Regions from separate parts of the Homo sapiens genome. Here region 2 is linked to region 1. A link is an interaction called in ENCODE POLR2A ChIA-PET data of the cell type or tissue named here. Cell type or tissue: MCF 10A. All regions are shown on one strand.

Region 1 (2,500 bases):
TGGAGTCTCACTCTGTCCCCCAGGCTGCGGTGTCTCAGCTTACTGCAACCTCTGCCTCCTGGGTTCAAGCAATTCTCCTGCCTCAGTCTCCTGAGTAGCTGGGATTACAGGTGCACGCCACCACACCCGACTAATTTTGTATTTTTAGTAGAGATGGGGTTTCACTATGCTGGTCACGCTGGTCTTAAACTCCTGACCTCAGGTGATCCACCCGCATGGGCCTCGCATGAGCCACCATGTCTGGCCCTAAAATGAAGCATACTTTTAAAAAGCTTCATAGAGAAGTACTTAAAGAAAAAAATGAAATAGAGAATTTGCATTGGCAAAGAAGAAATAAGAATGGTAATGATGAGGATAGTACAGAATGGGAATAGCATCTCTGGAGACTTTTCATTAAAGACCTGTTAGTGATCAAGTTGAAGGATACAATTGAACCAATTGATGTTGAGGCATTTCCACAGGCACAGGGAGACCTGCATTTAACATTTACTGGGGATCAACCTAAGCTCCAGGAATCTATACTCAGTGGCACTTACACACACAGCTGCTACCATCAAGGAGTTTACAGACAAGCTGGAAAGGAGACATGGGCAGTAGCATGTTTCAAGTGCTTTGAGAGAAGTTACCTAAATATGTTCAAGCTGCAACCAGGTACAAAGGAGACAGTCATCAACCTGAGTGGAGAAGGGAACAGGAAAGACTTCACTGAAGAAGTGGTGCTCACAGCTCCTGTTACCAGAAGACTTACTATAGCCACAATCTGTAACTACGCGAATGGGTTCTTGCCTCTCTTTGAGAAGCTAGCTAACTGATGACTTTTAAAAAGCTACATAAGTAACATATTCAGGTGTTAATAAACAAGATGTTTTTCCTGTAAGCCTCCCTGCCACAATTTCTCAATGTGACGTGATGGGCTCCAAAGCTGGATGCTATCACACACCCTCTGAGTTACACAACAGCTCCTGGCTCTGTCCCAAAAGTGGTTATCTTGGTATTGCCTCCTCCCCATGTTTGTGAAAGAAAATACTGTGCTGGGTGAGATTTACACTGATTGACAGTTCCTCTCGCTCTAGAAATGTATAAAGCATAATAAGCAGTTTATTCAGATCAACATCCTCTGTAGAGAAAATAACACATTTCCAAGTTAGTAACAAAACAACATTCCAAATTAGTTTGGTCACTATGGATGACCATATAGAACATGCCACCACAAAGCTTAATCCTTCACATTCCAGTACACATCCTGTAACTCTGAAAAAACATGCATATAAGAGTCAGTAGGCACCACCCCCACCCCAACCCCCACAAATAGGCTTTATTCTCCACAGTGGTTAAGTCAGTCTAAACAAGTAACAAATATAGGAGGGTAGAATTCAGAATTGGTTCACTGCACTCTAACAAATGGTGCCCTAGAAATCCAAGTTAATTAAATACCCATAACAACAGCAGCAACGACTAATTACCGAGAGCCTACTATGTGTGACCATCTAAGATGCTTCACATATGTTACTTCATTTTAACCCAAACCAGCCCATAATTTCAGTAAATGTTCAACTTTACAAATGTGGAAACTGACAAAGCTAATAAATGAACTGAAAAGTACTGTACCTCTGGATTATATTTTAAAGTATAAGCTGTTATATGGAGTTGAGATAAAATTCTCAAATTAAAATGCAATTATTTTCAATGGCTGTTTGGAAGATAAAATGCAATTATGATTTCAATATGTCCTTATATTGATTCTGAACCTCAGAACAGAAAAAGCTAGAGAACTCTCAAAAAGGATAACTAAACATAATTAACACATCATTTGCTTTAAATATTTCATGAAAACATAAGAGTTTGCCCTATCAAAAGTAAAAAATAGTGGGGGATGGGAAAGAGATCATACTGTGACCAACAAATCACAGAGATGCTTATTTGAAGACTAAATTCAATCCTCATCTGTTAATATCTTACTATTTAAAGTTCAATGAACAACTTCATAAAGGAAAGAGATTGTCCTTTGTTTCAGCCAAGATTTTTAAATCTTTAATCTAAAATACATGCTTCTCAAAGATGGATGCTAACAATTTAAACAAGGTGCTAATTCAATCAGTTGCACAATTCTGGCTCAGCAGTTTCTCTATTACAGGGAAAATGTGACAAAGTAAACAAGCCCTACCTGTGGTTTAACATGAAAATTCCCTCCACTCCACATAAATCGCCCTTCTTCTTCTGGGTCCCTACATGCCTCTTTTCCTTTTTCCTCCTCTATTTTGAGAGAATATTTGGCCCCTGGATCAGTTTACTGGTGTTCAGGGTCATCTGAATTGTATCTTTTGAATATTGTCTACAGATCCAGTTCCCAATCTAGATTTGCTACTACTCTTAAGAATTTTAACATACATTTAAATCATATTAAGCTAGATATTAATGTTAACTAGAATATTTATTAGAGTAAAGCAAAAAGACAAAAAAAATTTAAGTGCTCTAAAAACCTAACACCAGGTATAGTATA
Region 2 (2,500 bases), 250 kb after region 1:
CAAGGAACTGGATTCTACCAATGGCAAGAATGATCTTGGAAATGAATTTTCCTCAGTGTCAGCCCAGCGGATACCTTGATTTCACCATTGGGATATCAGAGCAGAGAGCCCAGCCACTCTGTGCTGGACATGTGATGGACAGAACTGCAAGCTAATAAATGGGTGTTGTTTTAAGCCACTACATTTGTGGCATTTGTCATGCATCGGTAGAAAATTAATAGAAAAACCATTGTGTTAAGCACATGTTGGAGACAGAAGAGAGAAGAAATAAAGAGATTCAGTTCTGCCACTAGTTGGTCCAGGTGAGAGCAGACAGCAGAGGGAGCTCCCTCTCAGGTTCTCCCTGGTCATGGAGATGATGTGCCCACCCCACCTCCCTCATGGATTTGTTGGGAGATTCAAATGAGGTATAAACATAAGACAGGAAGAACAGAATCTTTATGAAAATATGAGTTCAGGGACTTTTATAAGATTCTTCTCAGGCATTCTTCTAAATAGAATATATGGGTTTTTGAATGAGAAATTTATTGTACATCCAAAGATATACAGAAAGAACTTTTCTTAAAATATATATACACATAAATATATATAAATATATATAAAAATATATATAAATATACATATAAATATATATAAATATACATATAAATATATATAAATATATATAGAAATATATAAAAATATATATAAAAATATATATAAATATATATAAATATATATATAAATAATATATAAATATATATAAATATATAAAAAATATATAAATATATATAAATAATATATATATAAATATATATAAATAATATATATATAAATATATATAAATAATATATATATAAATATATATATATATTCTGTTTTAGAGACAAGATCTCCCTATGTCATCCAGGCTGGAGTGCTGTGACATGATCATAGCTCAACTGCAGCTTGAAATTCCTGAACTCAAGGGATCTCCCTCCTCTGCCTCCCAAAATGCTGGGATTACAGGCATGAGCCACGGCGCCAAGCCCAGAAAGTACTTCTCTATGGCAGTATTAAAACAAACAGAGCACCACCCTACACACTGGGGCTTGCTGCCAAGTGCCCACAGACCATGGCTGGGCAATGAGGATGGATTCAATGTAGGCCTCGAGCCTGAGGCGACTCCCCCTTTCTCCTTGTGAGCCTGGATCAATGGGACAAAGGGAGTGGACAACAGGGAGTGGAATCTAATGTATGAGTCAGAATCTAGTCAGGAAAGCAGAAACCACATTGGCTACTACAACAGACAGAAGATAATGTGAGAAATCGGTGTTGGAGGGCTAAAGGAGCAAAGGGAACACCGGTGTGAACAGAGAAATAACCACAAGAAGTAGCTACCGCTCCATAGGGCTGCGGGAACAAAAGGAAGTTGCTGGGATTATTTTAATCTAGAAATTTCGAGGAGGAGCCTCTTGGAGCTGGGATGCAGATCCCTGAGGAGGAAGCCATATCCGGGTGGTGCTGGCACCACTGCGAGGGTAAAATGAGGCTGGCTCCGGGTATGTTGACAAAAGCTGGAGTCTGCAACAAGTGTCCTGCTAATCTTGCAGCCTCTCTAGTGCCCCCTATTGGCAGGACCGAATAGGGTAGCAAGCAGGCCAAAGAACAGATTTTTTTTTTTTTTTTTTTTGGCCAAGTTCAGCCAGAGTATCGCAAAGCAGTTTATGCAAGGCAGGTTTGGAGCTGAGAAACAGTACCTTAATAACCAGCACAGGTGGTTTCCAGTGCAAACCAGAGAAACCCAAGCTCATTTGAAGGGCTCTAACAGTGGCAGGAAATGGGAGGTGGGAGGGCTGGCTTATTTTGAACTCCCTCTTTGCTATACAAAAGATCTAAGATCTCAAGGCATCTGAAAGGCAGCTTTCTCACAATAGTAACCCTGGGGTGGAGATAGAGAGGTGGGCGGTGGGGCTGGAGAATACCTGTTAGCATGTGTCATAAGAATCATATTCTCCGGCTGAGCTGGGCTCATGGTCTAAGCTTTTGCTTCTCTAGCAAGGGTACTTGTAAGGTACTTGGAAGGTGTTTAGGGAAAATATTTTCATATTAAATAGATGAGCAATTGTACCATCTTGGGTCTGTTCAGAGTACAGTGTTAATATGGAATGGAGTACAAAATTTATTTTTAAAGATAATATTTCAGATGTCAAAGCAAATATATGTTTGCAGCTGGCCACTTAAATAATCTCCCATCCTTCCAGAGTCCTTGAAAAAGTTTGGGAAGCATTCCTAGTCACATTATCTATCACCTACATTTTAAAAAAATGCTCAGGGAGGGGTCTTTTTGTCAGGAAAGAACTATTTTTAGGATTTTCTTGTTTGTACTTAAAATTAAAAATTTAAAAGAAATTACAAATATTAAAATTTAGTTTTTTTTTTTTTGAGACGGAGTCTCGCTCTGTTGCCCAGGCTGGAGTGCAGTGGCACGATCTCGGCTCACTGCAACCTCTGCCTCCCGGGTTCATGCCATTCTCCTGCC

Evidence for each region. Peaks named below come from ENCODE experiments on the same cell type or tissue, not always from the same donor. Only the 100,000 strongest peaks of a DNase experiment are listed, where the experiment ranks them.
Region 2: POLR2A ChIA-PET joins it to region 1 with 5 read pairs; 3 of 35 experiments call an interaction of 5 or more read pairs at or near these places.

Annotation. Positions count from the first base shown.
Region 1 is chr4:48,697,513-48,700,012 of GRCh38, forward strand. The region is part of intron 2 of FRYL (FRY like transcription coactivator); the gene reads right to left. Among named protein-coding and RNA genes, the nearest start is that of FRYL, 82 kb to the right of the region's middle. In MCF 10A, no CTCF peak of the experiment used is centred here; DNase peaks (open chromatin) are centred at 969 and 2,129.
Region 2 is chr4:48,943,265-48,945,764 of GRCh38, forward strand. No RefSeq gene overlaps it. Among named protein-coding and RNA genes, the nearest start is that of OCIAD2, 38 kb to the left of the region's middle. In MCF 10A, CTCF peaks have their summits at 301 (motif pointing right) and 1,559 (motif pointing left); DNase peaks (open chromatin) are centred at 1,177 and 1,557.